2 separate regions of the Homo sapiens genome follow, and region 2 is linked to region 1. Evidence: chromatin contacts called from ENCODE Hi-C or POLR2A ChIA-PET data. All regions are on one chromosome and are shown on one strand. Each heading gives the region's core, a stretch centred on a gene start or an enhancer-like site at or near the end of the contact. The rest is flanking DNA. Distances are from core to core; before and after follow the strand shown. Region 1 holds the start of CYP3A5 (cytochrome P450 family 3 subfamily A member 5). Region 2 overlaps ZSCAN25 (zinc finger and SCAN domain containing 25).

The links. Hi-C counts contacts between places; a loop is a spot of excess contacts on that map. ChIA-PET counts read pairs that join two places held with the same protein, here RNA polymerase II (POLR2A). Pooled maps may share reads with other maps.
Region 2: a pooled map shows a loop between it and region 1 (1.8-fold over the local background). The contact joins the enhancer-like site here to the promoter of CYP3A5 in region 1. A Hi-C loop is called at or near these places in 1 of 168 maps with a recorded cell type or tissue (naive thymus-derived CD4-positive, alpha-beta T cell) and 7 of 50 pooled maps. POLR2A ChIA-PET finds 5 or more read pairs at or near these places in 7 of 52 experiments (CD4-positive, alpha-beta T cell, MCF 10A, RWPE1 and 3 more).

Annotation. Positions count from the first base shown.
Region 1 is chr7:99,677,589-99,682,997 of GRCh38, forward strand. It overlaps CYP3A5 (cytochrome P450 family 3 subfamily A member 5), which reads right to left and starts at 2,408. Exons shown (of 13, transcript NM_000777.5): 1 at 2,238-2,408. The coding sequence starts at 2,308. It also overlaps a transcript of ZSCAN25 not described here. RefSeq lists promoters at 2,328-2,493, 2,361-3,099.
Region 2 is chr7:99,622,329-99,627,143 of GRCh38, forward strand. It overlaps ZSCAN25 (zinc finger and SCAN domain containing 25), which reads left to right. Exons shown (of 8, transcript NM_145115.3): 6 at 221-312; 7 at 1,729-1,852. Among named protein-coding and RNA genes, the nearest start is that of ZSCAN25, 7.8 kb to the left of the region's middle. Within about 2 kb of position 1,474, at least 6 of the 41 ENCODE cell types and tissues checked have a DNase peak (open chromatin) inside an H3K27ac peak, as active enhancers do; they include CD4-positive, alpha-beta T cell, where a contact is called at or near this core.

The DNA.
Region 1 (5,409 bases), core at 1,158-3,657:
TTATAAAATGTGATAAAATAAAACTGAGAAATTACATGAAGGGCAGGGTTTGGAGGACTCAGCAGGGGCAGCATGAGCAGGCCCAGTCATACATTTGGTTCCCTGCCCCAGAACAGTTAGTGGAAGTGCGTGCACCACCTGCCAAAGCCAGGGTGGCCTTGGGTATTCCCACTTCAGTTCCCTCCTTTGTTGTCACAGCCATGTCAAATCAATGACACTAATCTCTGCTCCTGAACTTTAAACACATTACCTGACCTCTCAGGTGAGGACAAGCTATTGAGTTAATGTGTCAGCAGCATTGGCCCCCAAGGAAAGATCTTGGTGAGTGTCTAGATTCACATGGTACCATGTCAAGGCAGATGCTGTGCTGGGCGAACTCTTTAGTTTCTTTCCAGCTCCCCTCTGGTAGAGTAATGCAGCCTTTGGGTCCAGTGAAGAGACTAACAGAAAAGCCAGTCATCTATTGCATGTAATTGTGTTGGCCTAAGGAGGGCCTGGTCTACACTGCATTTTCTGACTCCTGGGCTGCACCAGCATTGTCTAAGGCTAAGGCATTGTCTGCCTGGCTGCCCGAGTCTGTAGTGACCGGCCCACAACATGGCAGACCACACACAGAGTGACACAGATGGTGCCCCTGTGTCCAGGCTTGAAGCAGATGAGATGCCAACCTGTTTGCCCTTTGAGTGACCTCCACGGTGGGGCCAGGACCCATGAATATCTCTTTGGAGTTCTACCCTGAGAGCTGAGGAATATTTTCTCACTTCATATGGATCCTACCTGGAAGCCTTTGCTATCGTCACTGGCTCACAGTCTTGCTTACTCCCCTGTCCTGAGAGTTTAAGACAATCTGCTAAGCAGGTATATTCGAAAAGGAGTTATTAAAATAAATGGCCGGACAGGTATATTTGAAAAGACGTGCAGTCTTGTCTTAGAGGTATACATTTGTGCATTAGACTCATATTCCTGACATTCAGGAAAGGTGACATTATTTTACACACACTTATTGTCACAAATACTGAACTAACAGCCCTGTTTTACCATCCAGAAGGAACATGCTGGAAATAGTCTATCTCCAAAAAATTCTGGTTTAAAAATGAATGAATTTAAACCATATCAATTCATTTAAAAATGTTAGACAATGGAAACCATGTTGCCACAACTCACTGAATTCCTAAGCTTTCTGTGAAAGAATTAAAATGAGGTTTATAGTGTCTATTTTCATGTCATTGTGGTTCCCTGCTCTTAATAAAAGTCAAATTGAGGTAGAAGTTAATGGGACAGGTGGAGCCTCCACTACCCACAGTGGAAAGTAACTCTTCTCTCCACCTGCTCTAGGATGCCAGGAATCCCACCAGTGAGAGGGTTTGCCCTCCTGTACTGTAACATAAAGGGGAAAAATATGTAAAATCCAAATTGGCTTTCATGGCTCCTGCCTTTTCAGGCTGCTAGTAGATTCCCATTAGGTGAGAAACAAAGCTCTATATTAATCCTAGCCTCCCAGAGACGGGAGGAAAAAGATTAAAGCAAAGAATAAATCCTCGAAACTTCCTCCAGGTCTCCTTTGCTCTAGAGGTTAATCATTGCAAGATAAACCATCCTGTGTATGACAGGGTGGAGGAGTGACTCATAGGAGGGAGGGGATTTTCAGGGGCATGGCACAGGAAAGAGGGAAGAGCCAGGGGACAGCTTCCCATGAAGTCTTGGTGTCCCCTGGTGCGTTATGTAAATGATATCCTGGGTTGGAAGGCGGGGGAGCAGGAACCAGGTCTACAGGGGCAATACAGCTACACATCCCTTCCAGCAGACACAGAACCCAGAAAGCGAATTAATGAGACAAAAATGCAAGCCACTCCTTCCTGTACCCAGAATCCCCAGAGCCTGGGAAGGGGATGAGGATCACACTGTCCATCATGATCAGCAGTTTGTAATCTGCCGCTGCCATGTTTTCATTGATTAGTCTTCGTCAGATCTAAGCTAATCAAATCATTCCCACTACCAAATGCTGTCCCTAAACCCTCCTAGTCACCAAAATTAGAAGGTGGATGGGAGAAATGCTTATTTATTCATTCATAGATCTGCATAAGATAATAATAACTTCTATGCGTTTGTAGCGTCCAACACTTCAGCTACTTCTCCTTGAACATCTCTTTTGATCTTCAAAACAGATAAGGGAAAAGGGGCCCGATTAGCACCCCAAGTCCAAGGAAACAAAGAGAGGAGTTTGGACAGTTACTCACAGATAGAGGAGCACCAGGCTGACAGCCAGGAGAAGCCAGGTTTCCACCGCCAAATTTGGGATGAGGTCCATCGCCACTTTCCTTCTTCAACTGTGTTCTGTGAGTCTTCCTTTTAGCTGAGTGCTGCTGTTTGCTGGGCTGTTTGCCTGGAGCTTCCCTGCCCTGCACAGCAGTCTTCAGCCAAGCTGCTGAAAGATTTATGTGCTGGAGAAGGAGGCAGGGCTATAGCTGCAGCCAATAGCAAAGAATCGCACACACCCCTTTGCTGACCTCTTTTGAGTTCATGTTCTATGAGGAATCATGAAAAGCTTAATCAGTGTTATCGGGGAGTCCAAGGGTTCTGGGTTCTTATCAGAAACTCAAGTGGAGCCATTGGCATGAAATCTATTAACCCTCCTCTCACCTGCCCCTCCATGGCTGCCTTCATTCTAGAATAATTGAAATCCATCCTCACAAGCCACACCTACACATCTTTACCCACGAAATTCCCTCTGCCTGGAGTGTACCTGTGCCCTCTAGATGACTCCTACGTATCCTTCCAAGCCCAGCCAGACAGACCCCTTCTGCTAAAATTTTTCCTTACCAACCTCCTCACACAAATGTAACCATTTCCTCCTCTGGGTGCCTCCTATCCCCCTCACACAGTCCTATTGTCCTCTTTTCTCTCTACCACCATTGTAAGTTTCTATGCCTGTTTCCCTTAGCAGAGGTGAGCTCCTCAAGGGCACAGTCTGGTATTATTTACTTTCATGACCCTGGTTCCTAGCAGGGTACTGTACACATGGTGGGTAACCAGGAATGTTGGTGGAGTTGTCTTGGGTGAGATTGCTGGGCGTCTCATCCCCTCTGACTCTGTGGTGATAGCAATAGACTAATGGTTGCTTGGGACTCAAATGCAGCCACACTGTGTCCCAACTAATAAAGTTGGTCTTGTTCTGCAAAGGAAAATAATAGAAATCATGTTCTGCCACTTAATTCCTCATAAGGTAACATAACATGAAGAGACTTACCTGTTGAGAGTTGTACTGAATCTGTCAAGGAAGATACTGTGTATCAGAAGAACACCCAACCAGTTTGTGCCTCTCATCTATTCATTCCTGTATTAAAGCATTCATGATGTATTTTAAAAGCTGTGCTCCCAGTACTTGGGTACAACACTGACTAAGGCCCAGACATTAGCTCAGTTGTTTTGATTTGTAGATCCCACAAGTATGTGAGAACTTGCAATATCTGTGTTTCTGTGCCTGGCTTATTTCACTTAACATGATGACCTCCAGTTCCATCCATATTATTACAGATAACAGGATCTCATGCTTTTTTCATGGCTGAATTGTGCTCCATTGTGTATAATTGGAGTACTTTCTTTATCCATTCATCTGTTGATGGACACTTAGGTTGCTTCCAAATCTTGGCATTTGTGAATAGTGGCTATTGTGAATATTGGAGTGATGTTATCTCTTCAATATATGATTTCCTTTCTTCCAGGTATATACCCAGCATGGGGATTTCTGGATATTGTGGTAGCTCTATTTAATGTTAATTTTAATGTTTTGAGGAACCTCCAAATTGTTCTCTATAGTGGTTGCACTAATTTACACCAACAGTGTACAAGGGTTCCCTTTTCTCCACATTCTCGCTGGCATTTGTTGTTGCCTGTCTTTTGGATAAAAACCATTTTAGCTGGGGTAAGATGATATCTCATTGTGGTTTTGATTTGCATTTCTCTAATGACCAGTGATGTTGAGCACCTTATCATATGCCTATGTGGCATTTGTATGTCTTCTTTTGAAAAATGTCTATTCAAATTTTGCCCATTTTTTGATTGGATTATTAGATTTTTCCTTACAGAGTTGTTTGAGCGCTTCATGTATTCTGGCTATTAATCTGTTGTCAGAGTGTGACTTTGAAAATATTTTCTCCCATTCTGTGGTTTGTGTCTTCACTTTGTTGATTGCTTTCTTTGTGGTACAGAAGCTTTTTAACTTGATCTGATCCATTTGTCCATTTTTGCTTTGGTTGCCTGTGCTTGTGGGGTAGTTCTTCAGAAAGTTTTGCCCAGACCAATATCCTGAAGAGTTTCCACAATGTTTTCTTGTAGCAGTTTCATCGTTTGAGGTCTCAGATTTCAGTTTTGTTTTTTGTTTTTTTGTTTTTTGTTTTTCTGACAGAGTCTCACTCTCTTGCCCAGGCTGGGGTGCATTGTCATGATCTCAGCTCACTGCCACCTCCGCCTCCTGGGTCCAAGTGATTCTGCCACCTCAGCCTTCTGTGTAGCTGGGACTACAGGCACGCACCAGCATGTCCAGCTAACTCTTGTATTTTTTGGTAGACATGTGGTTTCACCATGTTGGCCAGGCTGGTCTTGAACTCCTGACCTCAAGTGATACACCCGCCTCGGCCTCTCAAAATGCTGGGATTACAGGCATGAGCCACGGCACTCAGCCAGGTTTCAGTCTTTCGTCCACCTTGATTTGATTTTTGTGTCTGGTGAGATACAGGGTTCTAGTTTCATTATTCTGCATGTTAAAATCCAGCTTTCCCAGCACCAGAAGAGACTGTCTTTTCCCCCAGTGTATGTTCTTGACAACATTGTTGAAAATGAGTTCACCGTAGGTGTGTGGAATTGTTTCTGGGTTCTCTATTCTATTTCATTGGTCTGTGTCTGTTTTTATACAAGTACCATACTGTTTTGGTTATTATACCTCTGTAGTATAATTTGAAGTCAGGTAATATGATTCCTCCAGTTTTGTTCTTTTTGCTGAAGGTAGCTTTCGCTATTCTGGGTCTTTTGTGGTTCCATACAAATTTTAGGGTTTTTTTTTTTCTATTTCTTTGAAGAATGCCATTGGTATTTTGAGAGACTGCATTGAATCTGTGCATTGCTTTGGGTAGTATGGACATTTTTAACAATATTAATGCTTACAATATATAAACATGGAATATCCTTCTTTTTTGTGTCTTCTTCAATTTCCTTCATCAGTGTTTTACAATATTAATTGTAGACATCTTTCTCTTAAGTTAATTCCCAGGTATTTAGTTTTATTTGGGGTTATTGTAAATGGGATTACATTTTTTATTTTTGCCAGATTGTTCACTGTTGGCATGCAGAAATGCTACTGGTTTTTGTATGTTGATTTTGTATCCAGCAACATTACTGAATTTGTTTATCAGA
Region 2 (4,815 bases), core at 224-2,723, 56 kb before region 1:
GCTGAGAACAGGAGACACCCAGGCCCCAGCTGAGAATAGGGCAAGGGACACCCAGGCCCCTGTGCATGGGAAAGTGTGGTACCAGAGTGAAAAGGGATTCTGTCTGGAGTCTTCTGGTTCCTGAGGTTGTGAGCATCTGGTAGGGGACACATTTGAACGAGCTAACAGCATAACATCACTGATCCTTCTGATCTTTCTCATGCTTTTTGTCCCTGCTCAGCACTACCTGTTCTGCAGGCGGGTCCTGGCCTCCCCGCAGTGAATCCCAGAGACCAAGAGATGGCAGCTGGGTTCTTTACTGCTGGATCGCAGGTGAGCTCTGACTCCCTTTGCAGAAATCATGACCGTTGCTTTGATTGAGGTTCACCTTCCCCAAGGTTTCTCTGCACAACAGTGTTCCCTTCCCGCCCCAAGTTGAGTCATTCTCCCTTCCTAGTCCCGGTGGACCTGATGGTGTGGTTTCCTCCACTGAACCATCAGCCGCAGTTGTTAATTTACATCGAACCTTATGTCTGTCGCCCAGGCTGGAGTGCAGTGGCACGGTCTTGGCTCACTGCAGGCTCCGCCTCCTGGGTTCACATCATTCTCCTGCCTCAGCCTCCCAAGCAGCTGGGACTACAGGCACCTGCCACCTCGCCTGGCTAATTTTTTGTATTTTTAGTAGAGACGGGGTTTCACCGTGTTAGCCAGGATGGTCTCGATCTCCTGATCTTGTGATCCACCCACTTCGGCCTCCCAAAGTGCTGGGATTACAGGCATGAGCCACCGCGCCCAGCCACAGATGGACTCTTACAACTGTTACAGATAGAAACCCCCTAGGGCTATCTAGGCTGTGCTGATTGGCCCCGAGATAACCCTTTGTGGGTGCCGTTTATGGGTACTTCTGCTGCTGATTTTTCTGTTTTGGAAACTTTCCTGTCCCCTAACCTCAGCAGGAATGTGGCTGACTCAGGGTTGGGGCTTTCAGAAGCATTGAGCAGGGTGGTCTCTTTGGCCATACAGGCCACACTAGGAGTTGGACCTCGTTAACATTACTCATCTGCCACAAATGAGGTAACTGAAGCATAGATGGGGTGCTCTCTTTTCCACAGGGTGCTGAGCACTAGTAGCAGGGAGGTGGGGGCTTTCCAGTGGGGCACCTTCCTCAAGGAGGCGAGTCTAAAAGAGTTCTTTGAAGAAGAAAAGGTGTTTGGCAGAAAAAAGAAGGGGATCAAGTCTGGTCCTGCTCAAGCCGTATTTGGGCAAGGCTGGATGCCAGCATCATTTCCCTTTTCCTGTTCTCCAAGGATGTACTTTGGAGGGGATGAGGAATGACATCAGTGCTTTTTAATTTGGTTGGATCCTCCCTTGTACCATAATAGTTCTTCGTGGTGCAGTGAGTGAGAAATTGAGGATGCATTTATTTTATCACAGCCTTGTTCTTAAGACAGGGCTTGGCCGAATGTGAACTTTGTTCTTGATGAGAAGGTAAATAGCGGCTGCCAGGCTCTGTCAAGCATGAGGTGTGAGTGGGAGGCTGCTGCAGAGTGGAAATGAGGTGACTTAGTTGTTAGGGGCAAGCTGAGCCCCAGCCACAGAGGCTCACAACTGCAGTGGCTCAAACAAGTGGATTACTCCCATTCAACTGTTGGGAGGAAGCTGGTTGGGAGGAAGTTGGATTACAGACATGAGCCACTGTCTCTGGCCTAGGATTCTTTCTTTATTCATAGCAATCTCCTATTGTTGCAGGGGTTGGGGCCATTTAAAGATATGGCCCTGGCCTTCCCTGAGGAGGAGTGGAGGCATGTGACCCCAGCCCAGATAGACTGCTTTGGGGAGTATGTGGAACCGCAGGACTGCAGGGTCTCTCCAGGTAAGACTGTCTCCACCCACAGGTGAGGAACTGGGGAGTTCTGAAAGCTCAGGTCAGGGGTCCTGCCGTAGCTCTGGCGCTCCTGGCAAAGGAAGGGGACTTCATGGCAGGCGGGTAAATGGGTCCAGCACGGACCATGGGGCACGAGGAGCTGCTTTCCTGTGTCAATAGAGGAGCCAAATGATGGAGCAGGAAAACATGAGGCCATTATTCTGGCTGTATGGAGACAGGTCGGTCATGAGGACCCCCAAACACCTACATTGTGTCCATGATTAAAGACACTGAGGGCTTGAGAACAAGATACGAACAGCAAAAGATGGGGCATCTGAGCTTGTTCAGATATTTATTGAGTGCTCCCTGCATGTGGGCCCTGTGTTAGTGGTTTTCTCTTGCGGCAGGAAGTGGGCAGGACTAACGTGCACGAAAGCGTTGGAGCTCACGGTGTGCACGTAGGAGGGCACGAGGGGGCTTCGCGATGGGAGAGGTTGGAGTGGCCCGAGTCACAGAGGAAGCAGAGCTGCGCTGGGACTCAGGTGGTGGCTGGGTTTGACCTGGGCTCAGAGCCTGGGGGGATGCGGCCATTGTGTGTGACAGCAGCTCATGGGAGGAGGAGCAGCGAGAGAGAGCCCACAGGGGCTGCCAGCAGAGCGCACTGCGGGGCTTTGGGGCTGCCAGGGCAAGGGACAGTATGGAGAGTCTGCATGCGTGGAATCAGGATGCCGGCGGGGAGAGGAAACACTGTGGCTGGAGCGGCCTGTCCTTGTTCTTTGATTTTCTTCTTTTTTGTTTCATAACTTCTTTGTGAGTTGTACACTGACCACCCATCTGTACCGACCCCACCTAGCCTTTCCTTATCCTGAAATGCCTTGAAGGAAGAGCAAGATTATCCCTGTGCTTCCTTCAGGACGTAAGAGAATCCATCCTGCCCCTCCACTTGCTGACCCTGACCTTGAGCATCTCCCTTGAGCTTTCCAGGTCTCAGTTTCCTCTGTTGTGGAATGGGGCTGTTCATGGAACCTGTCCTCATGGTGCCATGAGGATGAAGGGAGGTGACATATCTAAATGTGTGGTGACCATGGTAGTGTTAGATTGTTTAGTTAGTGCTGTAAGTATTACTAAGGGATTCTTGTAGGAGCCCTCAGCCTTCACTCATTTATTCACCACAGAGGTGGACTTGGCTCTGTGGCCATTGCTGTTCTGGTCACTATGAAGAGTTAAAAATAAAGGCGCTTGCCTGTGGGGTCTTAGAGTTCAGGGGAAGAGGCCATGTGCATGTAATAGTGGGATACGGTAAGGGGCACTGGTCTCCTGGGAGACCTGGGTCCAGGGCACGGTTGACACAGTGTGGCAGTGATGCAAGTGGCAGAAAGATGTCAGCATACTTTATGTGGAGATGTGTGATTGCTGTAACGGCAGAGGATGACAGAACAAAGCAGGGGCTCGAGTGATGAGCCCCAGACAAAGGTGCCAGTGTCCTGGTGCCAGGGTCCCCCTCAGGGATATTCCCCTCCCAGTGATGCTGCTGTGTGGGGTGAGGAGCCCCTCGCCCCCATTCTCAGAAGATTTTCATGCTCTCCTGGCCATTTCTGACTGTTCTGGAGACTGGTTCTGTCCTTGTCCCCTCACCAGCTCAGTGTCTCAGAACTCAGAGCAACTCAAGCCCATACCTGAACATTTCTGCCGCCAGGTGACACGAAGGCCTGTTTCCCAAGTGTACCATTCACTTGCTGTCCCAGCTTTCAGGTCTTCCTGGGATTCACACTCGGGTTGTCCTGGTGCTTGTACTGACAGCTGCTTGGGGCTGGGCCTGAGCTGCTTCACCTGTAAAGAGACTGAATGCACAGGGCAGGGTTGAGCTAGGTGGCTGCCCAGATCACTTCCAGTTGTTCGTCTGTTCTCATTAGCAGACGGTGAGGTGCAGACCTTGTTGTCTGGGTTGTAATTGCAGTAATGTCCACAAGGACTGGAGCAAGAACTCACAACAGGATTTGGAATCACAGAGGCAAAAAGTAGCAGGTGCAGAAACCTGAATGCAGGACTCTGCAGGCTGGTTCCCAGGATGGTGAGGGTCCTGGAGTGAAAGATGAGTGCTCAGAGGAGTAAGGAGGAGGCAGGAGTGAGTAGAGTGAGGCCGCTGAGGAGTCCGTGAGGACTCTGGGTCCTTGTTTAAAAATTTTTTCTGCGCAGAGTAATGTGATGGAGGTTTTACTTGAGGAAAATTGGATTGACGGCAGGGTACGGCCAGTCTGGAGGGTTGAAATAGTGTAGGCACTGGGGTAAGAGCAGGAACCAGGCCAGTGGTCATGTAGAAGGGGGTTTACTGAAATATGCTTCCAAGGATGGGCCACAGATTGGCCAGAGGGGAGGAAAGAGAAGAGTCAGAGAGGAGTCTACGTCTTAGGATCCTGGCTAAGGGCCTGGAAAAATTATGTTACTACTGTCAGAAAGAGAGGGAAGCATTTTCCTAAGAGGGAGGAAGAATGGAAAGTTCCATTTGTTGACTTTGAGATCTAAGTGGATGGTCCCTGGAAGTAGCTGCAAGTCAGGTACATGGTCTGGGAGTTAAAATAATATCATGAACCATTGCATTCCTGCTCCATGTGTGCAGTAAACTTCATGAGTGTACAATCCATTTTGAAGGTGGTGAATGTAAGGCTCAGAGAGGTTAATTGATTTTCCCATGATCACACAGCAATTGAGCAGCCAGTGCAGCACTCAAAACGGGTTTCTCACTGCTAGGTCCCTTCTCTTCCACTACTGTGTCTTTCTCCCAGTGTCTCTGTTTATACTTAGGTATCATTGTATTTATTTTTCCCCCAGCTTTATATTTTGAACTCTTATTATACAAATTTTCAAACATACAGAAAAGCTAAGACTAGTACAGGGAACACACTTAGGTCTTTATCTACATTCACCAATTGTTAACATTTGCCATATTTAGCTGTATAATGTGTGTTTTGTTT